4 separate regions of the Homo sapiens genome follow, and all the other regions are linked to region 1. Evidence: chromatin contacts called from ENCODE Hi-C or POLR2A ChIA-PET data. All regions are on one chromosome and are shown on one strand. Each heading gives the region's core, a stretch centred on a gene start or an enhancer-like site at or near the end of the contact. The rest is flanking DNA. Distances are from core to core; before and after follow the strand shown. Region 1 overlaps LINC02641 (long intergenic non-protein coding RNA 2641). Region 2 overlaps ZRANB1 (zinc finger RANBP2-type containing 1). Region 3 overlaps CTBP2 (C-terminal binding protein 2). Region 4 overlaps FAM53B (family with sequence similarity 53 member B).

Region 1 (4,064 bases), core at 901-3,400:
CTTGGGGGTTACTCACTTTCCTTGAGCCTTAATTTCCTCATCTGTAAAATGGGAATCATAGGAGAGGTGGGATAACATTTGCCAAACATGAATCCACCCTTAGACTTGAGATGCAAAGAAACGTTTTCTTTCTTTATGTTTCCACATGAAATCCCACCTGGTTTCAACTTGACCACTTGGCAAGAATCCCCCAGCGGTCACCCAGGGCCACTCTTCTCTTCCCGGGGACTTTGTTGAGATTCAGGGGGTAAGCAACTCAAGAATGGGCAGGTGAGGCCTTGGGAGGTGAGGCCTCAGGCAGATCAGGCCAGGGCCATTCACTCACCACCGGTAACTCCTGGCCCAGGTTCTCCCAGCCCACTGGAAGGTTTCTCAGAGGTTGTGATCCCGAGCAAGGCCACAAGGGGCTCCTGGCACTGTCTCCACAGGGGTCCTCCCAGGTAGGTGAGGTCCCAGTGCCCACCACTCACAGGACCCTCAAAAGTGCATCCTGTTCCAGTCCAGGTAGGCCCCCCATCCCCAGCCTATCTTTGAAACCGAGAGCCTGACCCTCCCCTGCCCTCAGGGATGACCTAGAGAAATACCCTCAGGTTATTCAAAAACAGGTTCTGTTTAGGGAGGTCTCTTGGAGGTCCTGACAAGTTCTCTTCTTTCCAGAGATTAAAACCCCCAAAACCTGTGTCTGTACCCCCTGAACCCCACAGGGAGTGAGGAAATCTCAGACAGGAAGAGTCTGGTCCCGCTGGGGGTGAGGTGGGTGTAAGGAAGAAAATTCCTTTTATTCCCTAGAGCATATAACAAAGAAAAAAAAGAACAAGAAACAATTCACTTTCTAGTGCACACCCTGGGACGCAGCAGATCTGGGCTGCAGGTGACTTCCCTGTCACGGCACCCCACCCCCTGCATTTTCCCTGGCTACCGTCCAACCAGAACCCGGAAGAGCATGAAGGCCCACAGCCAGTCAGTGACAGTAATGGTGATGGGGAAGGGGCTGCCTCTGTAGTTCATCCCCTGGCTGGGACTTCGTAGAAGGGAAGGTGGTGGCATTGGAAGGCGGATCCACTAGGGAACAGTGGGCTCAGCTGTGGAAGACAAAATGGAAGGACTGAGCGGCCCGGGACCCAGGCCTTTGGGCCAGCGGGTCAGGGAGCCCTCTCTTAGGCTTTGTTGGGAGGAGACAACGGTTAAGTGCTGACCCCTGGAAAGGGAGGCCCCTGGGAGAATGGGAGCTCTCTGGGAAGGGGGTGTCAGAAAGTAAACCTGAGAACAGCTAGGGCTGGAGGGTATGTTTTCATCTTCTAGGAAGTTGCAGAGAACGTTGGTCAAGCTGCGAGGGTGGGTGAGTTCTTAGAGGAGTGTTTGCAGCTGTGGGAAGAGTCTGCCTTTGGGAAGCTGGCGGCGCCTGCACAATCTCTTTAGTGCAACTCAGCCTCACTCACAGGCTGGCTGAGAGGAGTGTGTGGCTCTACGCCTCTGGTTGTTCTGGAACAGTCTGAGTTGGGGGAAGAGGGTGAGAGTTACTTTTTCAGCGGAGGCAAGTGCTGTCCACACTCTCTCTAGTTTTCTATCCAGACCACGTGGAAGAGAATAAATGTGGGACCATTGGGGAGTCTCCGTGGTTCTTTTTGGGTCCCAAGCCCTGATTGCTTCTCATGCTATCGCTGTGGCCCCAGCAGTCCTCGTAAGGAGCCAAGGTTCGGGGGGAGGTGCTTGATCTGTCACGCAGGGAGGAAGGAACAGCTGAGATGCAAGCCAGGTATGAGTGCTCCCCAGGGGTCCCCCCATATCTTAGCCAGCACGTGGTGGCCAGATGTACCCAAGACAGTTGTCTGGCAGCACCACGGGACTGGATATCCACTTAAACCTGAGGAGCCTGGACTTGTCTTCCCACCTGGGTAGGGTGTGGTATTCTGCGATGTTATCCATGCTTCTTTCTCTGGCATTTCCTCCTCTCCTTCTTCCATCTTCTAGTATAGGCAGCAGAAGAGCAAAAATACAAATAATCTGCTTTTGACTTCCAGCAGCTTAGGTCTTAGCACAGGAAAATATTTGAAAGAATGCAAATCAGTCAAAGCCAGTTCTTATTGCCCTGTGGCTAGATAACTTTTGGAGGGGATTGAAAGAAGAAGTGAGAGAAGAAGAGAGAGCCTTGGTGCTTGTGGGAAGGGAAGGAGAAGCAGACCCCTCTCTGGATCTGGGGACTGAGAGCAGAGGAGACACGCACCTCCAATTCCCCTGGGGAAGGCCTGGGAACTTGTGAAATCTCAGTACTGCCCTTGACTCATTACGGTGCAAGAGCTATAGGGCAGAAAGAGCCAGGTGTGGGTGTCTCAGTGCAGGGAAGTTGAGAGTCCCCAGAGAGGTACAGAAGCAGCCAGATGGCTCCTGGGTGTCGAAGAGGGGTTGGAGACAGTAGGAGTGGTGGTGGGGTGGAGAGGGAGAGAGACCATTTGGTTAAGCTGGGAGGCAGGAGCGAGGTAGGAGTCTCCATGGATCATCAGGACTGGCTCAGGAACTGAGACCAGCAGGGAATGAGAACATGTTTGTGGCCATGCAGTGAGATGACAACAAGGACCAGACCCCGCTGCCTGACATCTTAGCCACACGTAAGCCCCAAGTACAGCCCCAGGGCTGGCTGACAGCACTGAGTTAGTTGAAAATGAGTTTTAGAGAAAGGGGGCCTCAATAGAAATTCAGTTCACTTTCATTGAGCAGAAGTTACATTTCTTGCTTTTCTGGTTTCCTAATGACTAGATTTTTCTAGCCCAATTTTTCCAGCAGAGAATTAATTCACCTTTGAAGCCACCTGCTTCTGGTCACTTAATTGTAGAGGAACAGACAGAGATCACACACACTCATACACACTGACACACACCCATTACTGTAGAGGAACAGAGTCACACACACTCATACACACTCACACACACCCCAGTTATTGTAGAGGAACAGCGATCACACACACTCATACACACTCACATACACACCCCCATTATTGTAGAGGAACAGAGATCTCTCTCTCTCACACACACGTTATTGTAGAAGAGCAGAGATCACACACACTCATATACACTCACACACACCCCCATTATTATAGAGGAACAGAGATCACACACCCTCACACACACACCCCCATTATTGCAGAGGAACAGAAATCACACACATACACTCACACATACACCGCCATTATTGCAGAGGAACAGAGATCACACACACTCAGACACACTTACATACACACCCCCATTATTGTAGAGGAACAGACAGAGATCACACTCACACACACACACCCATTATTGTAGAGGAAAAGCGATCACACACACTCATACATACAAACCCTCATTATTGCGAGGAACAGAGATCACACACACTCATACACACTCACACATACAGACACCCATTATTGTAGAGGAACAAAAATCACACACACTCATACACACACACACACATTATGGCAGAGGAACAGAGATCACACACGCTTATACACACTCACACACACGCTCCCATTGTTTCTGCAGAAAGAGTTGTGCAGACTTGCTTTCAGTATTTCAAAAACTGTGAACAATGCTATCATTTGACAATAAAAGCACAAAAAGAGAGACATTTAAAAATTATTTCCCCCTCTGCAATTACTACCCCAGGCCTTTCCATGGGTTTAGAGATGAGGGGAGCAGAGAATGATGCCCACCTCCACCCCCTCTTCTCATCCAGTGTGGCTCTGAAATATCTCTTAATAAGAAGAAAGGTAAAATATTACATAATGTATTTGTTTATTTGACAAATATTTGGTAAGAACATAGCAGACATTTACTGTGCATTTACTGTGGCCGTGCAACCCTTTACAAAAAGTTGGCTTCCTGTAATCCTCCTGACAAGCCCTCAGGGTCTGTGATGGCTTTGTTTGGCCTGTTTCAGTCCTGTGCCAAGGGCTAAGGATTCTAGAAAGAACACCACCCAACCTGCACCCTGTGGAAGCTCATAGTTCAAGCAGCAGAGGTCAGTTCATCTCCCCACCCGTGCCAGAACGTGTGGGCTATGCAGACAGAGAAAGGAGCATCCAACTCTGACAG
Region 2 (4,063 bases), core at 1,421-3,920, 1.6 Mb after region 1:
AAAATTTGAAGGTTAGATGGAAACATGATTGTAGTAGCTAACCCCTGTGTCCAGTTTGGTAAGATTCCAGTGAAGCCGGGGTGGGGGGCTTGAGAGACTGAAGGCCATGATGAAAACAAAAGGGCAGGCTTATTGAGTATAAGGGAGAAGGGAACTTTTCAGATAGAGGGATCCAGGTTTTGGAACATGAGATAGAAGAATTGGAGTTTTTCTAGTGTCGAAGGCCTGGCTGCATTTGTGTTGTGGTGCCTAGTTGTGTTGTCTATTGTATATTGGAAGGGCTGTCAATGTGGAGTTGTAGTTGCTGGTGGTGACAGGAGCCAGGATAAAGAAGGTGGTTGTGAACTAGGGTGAAAGTCTTAAGGGGCTCCCCTAAAGGTAGGTAGAAGATTATTACAAGGTTTTAGAGGGGCCATTGTGAGTCATTGAGCTCCTGAGACAGTCTGAGGAGTAACAGTGGGATGATGATCGAACATCAGTATATTTATTGCAGTATCACAGATTGTCTGGAAACTTAGCAGCTAAGACAACAAATGTATGTTATCTCACAGAGTTTGTGAGGGTTAGAATCCAGGAGCTGCTTAGCTGAATAGTTTTGGCTCATGATGTCATGAGGTTGCAGTCAAGTGGTCCAGGGCTGTAGTTGTCAAAAGACTCAACTGGGGCTAGAGTATCTGTTCCTAAGCCCACTCAGGTGGCTTTTGGCAGGAGGCTTCAATACTGTGCCATGCAGGCCTGTCTACAGGGATGCTCATGATACAGCAGCTGGTTTTACCCCCAACAAGTGATCCAAGAGAGGCACAGAGTACAAGAGAGTGATCCAGTGTCTTTGAAACCTGCAGTGTCTTTTATAAATTGATTTAGGAAGCAACATACCATTACTTTTGCTGTATTCCGTGGGACGTGTAGAACAACCCTGGAACAGCGTGGGAGAGGTGGAGGGGATTTGTTCCAGGCAAAGAGCAAAATTGGTCATGGATTCAGTCTCCATGGAGTAAATACTCCAAAGGACAGAATTAAAGGGGCCAGTAGGGAGACTGGAAGTGGGGGAGTCTGGACTAAGTCTAGACTAAGGGGGTGTGTTGCAGAGAATGCTCAGCCAAGTTCTTTTGGAATGAGAACAGGAGAACATTAGAGTTGGGGATATGTATGTGGGGCAGGAATTTTCATCGGTTTCTGTGTCATGGACCATGTTGGTAGTTTCATGAAACTTATGGACTCCTTCCCAGAATACTGTTTTTAAATACAAAAAATAAGAAGTAAATGAGATTACAAAGGAAATCAGTTGTATTGAAGTAATAGCTACCAAAATACTAAACTAAATTTGTGATATATAAGAAAATACATTTTAATATAGGTAAAAAGTTGGGGATAATTGATTTAACTTGAATTAAAACCAAATTCCCATTAAAGTACATGGACCATTCCCAAGATCATGGACCCTAAGTTAAGAACTCCCAGCCTACGGAGATGGTTGAGAACCATAAGGTTGAAGGAGGTGAGAAGGTGAGTGGCAGGCTTCAGGGGCACATCCTGCTTAAGGATGGTGGTGGAAGGGGTTGTTTGGGGGCTAAGTTTCTTTTAGAATGTTTGTGGTAGTCAGGGTCCAGTCCAGGTGGTTTTTGGAAAGGTCTTTCCAGGTTTTTGGAAAGGGCCTGAGAGCTAGCTGATGGGAATAAGCTATTTTTGAATTTACTTTGGGGGAGCCATTTTAACTATGTTACTTGAGAAATAGTCAATTATATTCTGAAAATATTTAATATTTGGTTTTCCATGTTTGAGTGTTGACTAATGGTTGGGCTCATGGAGTTAAGATATAGTGAGAATTTTCATGGTTAATGGTAATCTTGGCCAATAAAGTCTAGTTGAACTGAATTTCCACGTAGGAGTTTTTAAATTTTTTATTTTTTTCTTTTCTTTTGAGACAGACTTTCTCTCTGTTGCCCAGGGGAGTGATCATGGCTCACTGCAGCCTTGACCTCCCTGGCTCAAGTGATCCTCTCACCTTTCAGCCTCCCCAGTAGCTGGGACTACTGGTGCATGCCACTAATGCCTAGCTAATATTTTGGGGTTTTTTGTAGAGGCAGAGTTTCATTATGTTGCCCAGGCTGGTCTTGAATTCCTGAGCTCAAATGATCCTCCTGCCTTGGCCTCACACAGTGCTGGGATTACAGGTGTGAGCCACTGCACCAAGCTGCAGTTTCAGAATAGGGAGTCAGGTAACTGTGCTGGGTATGCAGGGTTTTTGAAATATTATTTCTTTAATAGCAATAGCAGTTAGTTGTCTGCATATATGATGTAGATAACATTATCATTAAACCTTACTCTTTGAGAAGAAGAAGAAGGGGCTGGAAGACCTGTTGCTTCACACCCCACTGTGGCTGGAAGGCTACCTTTGGGATAATCGTCCAGGTTGGTGACATCAGGGAACAGGCTCACTGTGGGTTCCCACGGTATTCTCTTTGGGGTTTTTTTTTTTTTTTTTTTTTTTTGGCAGAGTCTCTCTCTGTCACCCTGGCTGGAGTGCAGTGGCGCGTTCTCAGCTCATTTCAACTTCCTCCTCCCGGGTTCAAGTGATTCTCATGCCTCAGCCTTCCAAATAGCTGAGACTACAGCTAATTTTTGTAGTAGTATTTTTAGTAGAGACAGGGTTTCATCATGTTGGCCAGGCTGGTCTCAAACTGCTGAGCCGAAGCAATCCACCCGCCTCGGCCTCCCAGAGTTGGTGGGATCACAGGCGTGAGCCATTGTGCCTGGCCTTGAATTCTGTTTGTTACTCGCAGATGCTCAACTGTGATTTTAGAATTCTGTGTATGTATTTTTATTTAGCTCCACAAACTAGATATGACTGAAATGTGAGGTTAAATTAAATCTTTGCAACATTTGTTGCTATTTAGCATTTTAAAAAGAATAAAAAAATAACAAAAGAAAGTTCTAGCCTTCTTTGGTTTGTTGTTTTCTTGCTTAGAGGCCTGTGCAGTAGTGCTCCCATCTCACTCCTGTCAGGCTGAGCTTCAGAGGTTGGCAGTCTGTGTTTAAACTTGCAGATGCCAAATGCTTTTTTAAAAACTCAAGAGTGGTAACAAATGGAGAGGAAGAAAGGGCTTGAGGTCAGTGGGAACTAACCCTTTAAATACCGTGCTTTTTTTAAGTCCAAGTTAGGGTACTTGAAACTTGTGGTGTGGGAGAAGAGTATTTGCAGTTTCCCTTTATCAGCTGTGATTCTCTGCTTCTAAAGAATGTTTTTATTGTGTGCACGATGGTTAGTCTACTGAGGTTTTCTGTCCTCTCTCCTCTTCCTGTGATGTGTCTATGAACAACACCCTTTTCCATACATTTTTATGTGCATCTTTGAGTATTTCCTTGTGATAAATTCTTAAAGAGAATTACTGAATCAGAGGATAAAACATTTTTGTGACTGTTACTGAAAACTTATTCTGGTATATACTTTCATTGGTAAGGAAATAATACCAGTGTATTTTAAGATTAAAGAAAACCTTGAGTTATTGGGAAATTTTGCTGATTTCTTTTAAATACTGTTGTTTTCTGCTTCCACTTATGATACATGAGATGAGAGGAAGGTTTCTTTTGTATTTAAGGTGTCTCAACAAGCAGCAAAGTGTATTCCAGCAATGGTGTGTCCTGAACTGACAGAACAAATCCGGAGAGAGATAGCTGCCTCTCTTCATCAGAGAAAGGGGGATTTTGCTTGCTATTTTCTGACTGACCTTGTAACATTTACATTGCCAGCAGGTAACTCCAAAATCTAACGTAAAAAGACTTTTTTATTTTATTATAGTTACATTTGTGTATGTAGGTGAAAAATGTTTCTGTTAGAAAGCACATAACATAGCTACTGTATGTGCATCTTAAATTACTTGACTGTCTTATATATGCTGGAAGTGAGCATACAGAGGATTACTTGTTAGGAAATGCGTCTGCTATCTGAGAGGAAGACAGCAGTTGATAGTAACGGATTTCTTTGTGGACCTCAGATTATTTTTTAAAAATCTGTTGTACTCTTTTATTTTTCTCTTTGGTTTTATTTTAGAATATCCTTTAA
Region 3 (3,678 bases), core at 23-2,522, 1.7 Mb after region 1:
AAAATTGCTGATTCCTACCAAATGAAGCTGTACGATTTATCAGCTCATGGATGGCGCAAACTCAATGGTGGTTTAACTACATCACCTGAGTTATTGCTGTGTTTTCTCTCAGTGACAGCTTTACGGGGAATGTAAGTTTTGCGAATTCATTCATGTAGGACAAACTTCCAAAGTAAACAAAAGCATTAAGCAGACACAGCTCTCCCGTGGCTATGTCACAGCGATTCTCAAAGCCACAGGGTGTCTGGGCAAGAAGGGTGGACACCCCGTGTAGGGACCCCTGCAGCAACTCCATCAGGCACGGTTTTCCCCCACCCCCAGGCTGCAGTGCCACCTTCCAGGGGTGCTCTCTGCTGAAGCCCTCAACCCCCCGCACCCCAACTTTAGAGGCCATCGTAATTTAATTATCCAACTCCAATTCCACATAGGAATCCAGTTATTTAAAATGCATTAAAAAAATAAATCACTGCCAGTAGGTTTTGTATTTTTGGCCAGGACAAAGAATTTATAAACAGCTTATATATATGGTGTGGAAGACAGTTAGATGGTGAATACCTCAGGGAACACCATAGTCTCCTCGGTTTTCACCAGAGTTTGCCTGGGAGCCGGGACATCCCTATCATTTTATGGGCTATTTCTGTTTTCTTCATCATTTGTCCCCTGTCCATTAGACAACAATGGATTGATCTTTTTCTAATCTGAATTAGGCCAGGCACAAACAGGTAAGTTACCTTCCGGTTTCCATAATTACGGGAACAGGCAAGTACTTCTTCCAAACTCAGGCCTTCAGAGAAAAATAACTGTGGTGGGAGGGGTGCAATCCCTGGGGAAACAGCGTTCTTGGTGAGGACAATGCTGAGGTCACCCATCGGTCTCCGAAGAATAGCAGTTCTACTTCTCAAGGGAAGAGAGCCCCAACTCTAAGAATTTCAGGTACATGAAAAAAAAGTGCCACAATCCATTGTCCAAGTTTGCCTTATGTTCTATTTATAGTCAGAGTGCGTGCTCTGAATCTGTTTTAGAATCATGTTCTTCAGGACAACTTGAAATAAAAATCAGAGAAGTTTAGTTTCAAAAAAGGCAGAGAGGTGACTATCCACCCAGGAGACTTCACCCATTCCCGCCACGCCAGTGTCCCCAGTCAGCCTTGACCCTGCTTCCCTGACTGTGTAGTGAGATGTGGGGATTCAGCCCAAGGCTTGTGGTTAAAGACAGAGGAAGAAAAGACAAAGAATGAAACCTTTCTGGTTTGGTGACTTAGCTCAGAGCTGGTCTGGCTCTTCTCTACTTTCTTGCCAAGTTTTGCATATTTGGGATTTCAGTTTCACAAGCTTCCCCACCTCACTGGTTTTACTGCTTAACGAGCAGAGAATATGCTCTAATGATTATCTGAAACACACCCACAGGTAACCACAACTGTTTCACACAGAACAGGAAATGCCCAGCAAAGAAACTCTCACTTGATGATGAAATGTTTGCCACTAGAAAATACATCGTACTGTCCCCATTCCATGGGCTCCCCAAACCACTCTGCACAAAAACTGTGGTTGCGGAGGGGCTGCTTGACAGACTGTTCTTTGACTGGGCTCTTCAGGTTCCAGTCTTTCCAGGGAGGTCCAGCCATCATCAGATCCAAATGGAAGTCTTGCAACTGGGGCACTCTGCTTGAACTCAAATGCCCCCAACAAGAGCCTTGTTCTCTTTGTGATGATTTCCTGTGCTGCACACATGAATCTGTGCTTTTCTCAATGTGCACTTTTTAAAAAATTGAAAACAACCCAAGGATGAGTCAACATTTTAATGCAGCTCATACCTGACTGTCAACTTCAGCAAAATAAAGGGAAGGAAGAGCAAAGCCCGCAGGGGCTTTGGGGAAGGCGAGGTGGCGAAGGGAAGAGGCAGGATCCGGCTAACAAATGCCAGTATCAGGGAAATACCAAGTCCACATCCTGCGCAGTCAGCTCCCCAGGATTTGTTTTTGTGGGTCTCTGAGCTGAGAGCTAAGGGGGCCGGAGGGAGAAAGTGGGAGGTAAAGTTAGAGGAGGGACTCACTGTAGGAGCACACTGCCAGCTCTTGTGGCCAGCCCCAGTGGAAAAGAAATCCCACTAAATTTACATCCATTCGTGCTCCATATGAAGAAGCTGAGGGTCACTGTCCTCTTCTAGCTATTTCATTCAGCTGGCTTTCCAGTCTATCAGAAAAATGCCATCATCGGCTGGGTGTGGTGACTCTCACCTATAATCCCAACACTTTGGGAGGCTGAGGTGGGCGGATAGCTTGAGCCTAGGATAGCTTGAGACCAGCCTGGGCAACATGGCGAAACCCTGTCCTAAGAAAAATACAAAAATTAGCCTGGCTTGGTGGCATGCGCCTGTAATCCCAGCTACCCAGGTGGCTGAGGTGGGAGGATCGCTTGAGCCCAGAAGGCAGAGGTTACAGTGAGCCCTGATTGTGCCATGGCACTCTAGCCAAAAAAAAAAAGCCGTCATCTTCTTGATGGTGAACTCCCTCTAATGCTCAGGCTGATGTCCTAACACCCAGGACAACGTCTGAGTGACCAGTGGCTCTTGGCTGAGGGATGTGAGCTATGAGCCCCTACATCACAGCTTCTGTTAACATGGCGATGGCTAGGCACAGGCAGCCACCCCTCTACCAAGCCACATCCCAAATCCTAACCCCAGCAGAGCCAGAGACTCAATGCTTTGTGTCACATGGAGCTACCAACATCAGGACCAGCGAGAAATCGGGAAAACATCAAGTCAGAACGTCCCGTGCCTTCTAAGCAGTCAGGTGCATGCACCATGCTAGGTGAGTGCAGGGCAGGAACGGAAGGCAAGCAGGGTGCGCAGATGTAACGGGGGAAGCAGGCACGGCCAAGCACCCTAGAAAGTGCTGTCATGTTTCGTACAGGAGCCTGCTGGGGGTAGCTCACGGGGACTGGAAGCATGGCCCTGAAGTGTGGGCAGCATCTTTTCTGTTTGCACGACTCAAAGTCTGCCTGGTGGAGGAGGGTGACACCTGCACAGAAGCCAGGGAGCACAGTGCACCAACCTTCAGTGTAATCTCCAGTCCTGCCACTGACTCGTGAGCTGTGTGACTCTGGGTACATCACCTGAGCCCTTCACACCTGGGGGTTTCTTATCCATAAATGGAACGACCTCACCAGAATTTTAAAATGTAACAAAAAAGGAACTAGCCCATGTGTCGATCAGTAAATGCCTCAGGGTGAACTCGAGAATCCAGAAGTCTCCAGGGAAGCCCAGTGTGTGCGACGTGCCTCTTCCTATCTCCCCTGGGCAGTCTTCCCAGCTCCATGGAAAAGTCTTTGGTCAGCTGAACGCAGGCAAGGCTGCTGAATTCCTGAAGTCCCCGCCTGACCACCAGGCCCAGGTATAAGGGAAGGGCGACTCCTACTGATGGACAACCAGACACCCCCCACGTCCACCTGCTATGTGGGGCGATTCATTATTGGCCGGCAAAGGCTTACACTTTTTTCTTTCAAGAATTTTTTTATTTAGAGATTACACAAAAAAAGTCTTCTGTGAAACCCATAACCCAGCCCAGGAATGAGAAAAACATCACACAAACTGCAGTAGAGGGACAATCCACAAAATATACTATCATAATCAAAACTGTCAAGGTCATCAAAAATAAGGAAAGACTGTGAAACTGCCACC
Region 4 (4,142 bases), core at 741-3,240, 1.2 Mb after region 1:
CCAGCCTCAGCGGATGGGAAATAAAAGGCGCTCTCTCTGGAGGAAGGTATATGTGCCTGCCATGGGCACGCTCATTGTTCCTGAACACTCGGTGGAGGAAGCCGTTCTGATGGGTTTGCTTTTTTTGGAATCTTTTGATTAACTGAGAAAGGTGAAGGCTGAGGTGTTGGGGGGAGCTCTGCACGGGAACTCAGGAGAGTGGCAGGGGCACCCATTAGACTGGAGATGCTGGCCCCCCAAGGAGCCACAGGTCCACCCTCTGGGCCATGGTGGGATTCGATGCAGCCCGGTGGTGTGCACACAGCACAATCCCCTCACCACGGCAGAGAGCTGGAGACGGCGACCCCTGCACAACAGCCCCAGGTTCCTCACCGGCTCCTGGCCAGGCCTGGACGATGGATCGGCAACCAGGATCCTCGCCTGCCCCTGGCCAGGCCTGGGCGATGGACCAGCAGCTCCCAAAGCGAACCTGCCGCTTGTGAGGTGGAAGCCCCAGTGCTTTCGAGGGGAGGGTCTCTGAGGCTCCTCCTGCTTCTCAGCCACCCTCTTGACTGGCCTAGACCTGAGCCAGGACAGAAGGAGAACTGAGTAGGGGGCACAAAACAGGGGCAAGATGGCCCAGCCTGGGTGGCCTCAGCCGTGTGTCCCGGGCTCTGCTGAGCCAGGCTGCCCCGACAGAGGAGGCCTAGGGTGAGGCCAGGATGCGTCAGGGCCTGAGGTCCCCGGGGAGCCTGACCCACCTTCTCCTGACCCTGGCTGAGCAGCCTGTTTCTTGGCCTGTAGAGCAGCCACGGTGTGTAAGGATAAATAATCATGTCCAGTCAAGGCCAGAGCAGCCCGGATGACATGCTGTGAACAGGTTCTAGGTGGGTGACAGGGCACTGAGGCCGACTGCCTTGGGTGTCAGCCACATCTGTTGAGATGCGTGTGCCTGACGCCCGAACGCGTGCCAGCGTTTTCTGCGAGCTGTCATGTGAGGGGCCTGGGGCGTGGCCTGCTGCGAGTGTTTTCTGTGGCCTCGCACGTGAACGCAGCAGGAGCGCAGCCTGCGCAATCGGACAGACGCCGCACAGCGCTTGTCTGTGCTCACCCTCTCGGTCCTGCTCGGAGCTTCCCACTGACCTCCTCTGGCATAAGGCGCAGGTAGCGGGGGTGCCTAACTTATGGCCACCATGATTGTGTGGGTCTCGGCACTAACCGTGGTGCTACGGTCGAAATTTGTGCCCCCCCCCCCCCCACCATTCCTCAGTGCAAAAGGTGGGGCCTCTGGGAGGTGATGAGGTCATGTAGGGGCCTTCACAGATGGGATGAGGGCCCATAACAGAGACTGGAGGGAGCGCAGGTGCCTCTCCAGCCAGACAAGGATGTGAGAAAGTGCCAACTATGAAGAGCAGGCCCTCACAAGACCCCGATCCTGTTGGCACCTGGATCTTGGACTTCCCAGCTTCTAACTAAGAAATACATTTCTGCGGTTTATACGTTCCCCAGTCTAAGGCATCTTTGTCACAGCAGCCCAAACAAAGTAAGACACTTTATGCATTAGCCATAGCCAGGCACGGGCACTGGAGACCCATTAGCTAGACCTTTCACAGACGTGTGGCTTTTGCCTCACTGCGCCCTGGAAGGGGCTGAGGTCAGACAGGCAATACAGAGGCAGACTCCATCCACATGGGCATCACGGCGCCAGGCAACTCTTCCACCTCTGGGCTGCAGCCAGCCTGCCTGCCGAGTCAGGGTGTTCAGGGCTATCTGGACTAATTGGGCCCTTTCTGCTGTGAAGCAGGGGGAGTCTACAAGGAAGGGCTGGTGAATCTCGTCACAAGCAAACCCCAGAATGCCACTGAGTCTCCAGTATTCTTCAAATATACCTGCTTCCTGGCCACAAAGCCAGCGAAACCTTGAGAATTCCGTTGACTCAAAACAGCCATTTCAGCCACAGTAAAAGAAAGCCAAGAACCACCCACTGTTTGCCCCAGCTGGTGGCGAGCCCCACCTGTCAGGAAGGAATGTGACTGCCACAATGGGGCGGTGTGTGTTCTGCCCAGAGCCCCATCCCTCGTGAGCAACCCCCATGCAGACACCCAGGGTGTGCCACACCCAGGCCCTGCAGCTGCCCTGTGCCCTCCATGCCCCGGGGCAAGGTCCCGCCCCAGAGTCTCCTAGCAGCTCTAGCTACCCCATGGAAGAACACTGCACAGGCAAGTTGGAAGCCTGGAGGCCTGTGTGCCCTCAAAAATGTCTGCAAAAAGCCGCAAAATGGCTAAGTTCAAAGTGCTGCATGAACACATTATTCCAAGGTGAAAGTGCTGCTCCAGGACCAACTGTCCCCCAGCCCGTCGACTTCTGCTCTCTTGACATCCAGCCCCAGCCCTGGGCTGGGCCACCTACTCTGGAACAGGCCTGCCCAGGTAAAAAGCTCAGTGGGAACTGTCCCTATGGCCTCAGGCTAGTGGCCAGGGACATGGATCAAGACCTACTCCTAGAGTCTGCAAAAGGCAGACCACAGCAGCCTGCTAGAGAGGCAACTTTGGGATGGAGGCCCTGCCTTTTCCATCAGACCCCCTAGACCTCAGCTCTAGCCACCAAAGAGGCCCTGGCCATTCCCGCTGGCCCCAGCTGGGGTTTCCTGCTCAGCCTGCCCCAGCCGGCCTCCCTAGGGCTTCCCAGCTTGGAGCAATGACCCCTCTTCTGCAGGGCTGTTCTGTGCAGATATTTATTCCCATACTTTCTCCTGAGTCCACGGGGATACAGACAAAGGTGGCCTGGTCCTTGCCTTCTAGGTACAAGCTGAAATACAGACCTGCCTCAGGAAACTCATCAACTCAACATATCAGCTCTGTACTGCTGCCAGGCAGACTGCTACTCACTCCGTCCAGCCTCAGCCCAACAAGCTCATTCCCTCTCCCAGGTGCTGCTGTTCCTGGGCCAGCAGGGTGAACACGTAATAGAGACGCTAGAAACATCTCCTGAGCTGAACTAAACCACATGTTTTATCAGTAGTGACCCAGAACCCACTCTGGGCTCCGAAGGGCAAGGCCTGGGGAGTGGAGGGGGAAACAGCCCCAGCATTTGTCTAGGGACTGCTGTCCCTAGAACTCATGAGCTACGGCCCCACATGCAGGAGTGGGCATCCGGTGACAAAGACAAAGCTGGCTGGTCAGGTGATATGTCTGGGAGCAGATAGTGACCACTCCCCTTTGTCCCGGTTGCCTCCTCCGAAGGAGGCTGCGGTATTCTCACCCCCTGGGCCCTGGCTCTCCACTGAACCTGGAGGGTTCCGGAGAGGAGAGTGGGAAACTAGACTCTGCAGCTGGAGGCACTGAGATCCTCCACTGGCCAAGTGGCCTCACTTCCCGTTTCCTCCCCTGGGAAGCAGAACTGCTGTCTCTGGCCAGGCTGCTTCACAGGGCCACTGCAAGGATCCTAAGAGGAAAGCCAGGCTGCTGGTGTCCCACCTGGAGTCCCAAACCCACAGCAGTGCCCACTCTCCACTGCTGTGAGTGTTGGCTCTGACAGTTCATGGCTGCCCCTTCCGGAACTACTCTGGGCTGGGAGATCTAGGATAGGAAGGAGGTTACCCTTTCCCTTTGGGGTCACCCCCAGCCAATGACCAACAGGTGCAGGGACAGGAGCTGTCCCTCCTCTTGGGCGGGATCAAGTCCCACGTGCTAGTCACACTTCGCAGCTCCCAAAGCACCAGGCTGAGAAGCGACTTCAGCTGAGCCCACCTCTTTCCTGGGCCTCTGCAGTTCATGGGCTTCCCTCGCCTCCCTGAAGGTTCTTGCTGGGAGCATCCCTCTCTGTGTCACTGGCACGAGAATCCCCGGCTCAGGCCCCGCTTCTAGAGACCCAATCTAAAGCCACAGGTAAAAGCACCCTGGGTGTTAATGTAGTTATAGGTTATGCACCTGCTTCTTAGTACTACTATTCTTTCTAGAACGGGAATGTCAAGCCATGGTCAGAGACTGGCCACGGGGCCCTGTGGGGAGTCCAGTTCCTGGCCCCAGCCTGCCTGGCATGTGCTGGGGAGGGGTGGTTGTTGGGGACGCCTCTCCTCGGTTAGTCGGTGTCTTAAGTGTAGTGCCCACATGAGGCTTCCTCTGGGCCCCTGCCTGCGCCAAGTCCGTCTCCCAGAGGTGCTC

Evidence for each region. A loop is a pair of places that touch in the nucleus more often than their neighbours do. ChIA-PET counts read pairs that join two places held with the same protein, here RNA polymerase II (POLR2A). Pooled maps may share reads with other maps.
Region 2: a loop to region 1 is called in a pooled map, with 6 times the contacts of the local background. The contact joins two enhancer-like sites. A Hi-C loop is called at or near these places in 1 of 37 single-sample maps with no recorded cell type and 2 of 50 pooled maps. POLR2A ChIA-PET finds 5 or more read pairs at or near these places in 1 of 52 experiments (activated CD4-positive, alpha-beta T cell).
Region 3: a loop to region 1 is called in a pooled map, with 24 times the contacts of the local background. The contact joins two enhancer-like sites. A Hi-C loop is called at or near these places in 17 of 37 single-sample maps with no recorded cell type and 6 of 50 pooled maps.
Region 4: a loop to region 1 is called in a map with no recorded cell type, with 5 times the contacts of the local background. The contact joins two enhancer-like sites. A Hi-C loop is called at or near these places in 2 of 37 single-sample maps with no recorded cell type and 4 of 50 pooled maps.

What each region holds. Positions count from the first base shown.
Region 1 is chr10:123,390,126-123,394,189 of GRCh38, forward strand. All of the region lies in intron 6 of LINC02641 (long intergenic non-protein coding RNA 2641), which reads left to right. Among named protein-coding and RNA genes, the nearest start is that of LINC02641, 44 kb to the left of the region's middle. RefSeq lists enhancers at 1,840-2,219, 2,370-2,629, 2,730-2,839. Within about 2 kb of position 2,151, at least 2 of the 41 ENCODE cell types and tissues checked have a DNase peak (open chromatin) inside an H3K27ac peak, as active enhancers do.
Region 2 is chr10:124,968,366-124,972,428 of GRCh38, forward strand. It overlaps ZRANB1 (zinc finger RANBP2-type containing 1), which reads left to right. Exons shown (of 9, transcript NM_017580.3): 3 at 3,600-3,753. Among named protein-coding and RNA genes, the nearest start is that of ZRANB1, 28 kb to the left of the region's middle. RefSeq lists enhancers at 2,187-2,366, 2,457-2,556. Within about 2 kb of position 2,671, at least 7 of the 41 ENCODE cell types and tissues checked have a DNase peak (open chromatin) inside an H3K27ac peak, as active enhancers do.
Region 3 is chr10:125,063,604-125,067,281 of GRCh38, forward strand. The region is part of intron 2 of CTBP2 (C-terminal binding protein 2); the gene reads right to left. Among named protein-coding and RNA genes, the nearest start is that of MIR4296, 33 kb to the left of the region's middle. Within about 2 kb of position 1,273, at least 15 of the 41 ENCODE cell types and tissues checked have a DNase peak (open chromatin) inside an H3K27ac peak, as active enhancers do.
Region 4 is chr10:124,625,166-124,629,307 of GRCh38, forward strand. All of the region lies in intron 4 of FAM53B (family with sequence similarity 53 member B), which reads right to left. Among named protein-coding and RNA genes, the nearest start is that of FAM53B-AS1, 77 kb to the right of the region's middle. RefSeq lists enhancers at 1-858, 859-1,814, 1,815-2,770. Within about 2 kb of position 1,991, at least 22 of the 41 ENCODE cell types and tissues checked have a DNase peak (open chromatin) inside an H3K27ac peak, as active enhancers do.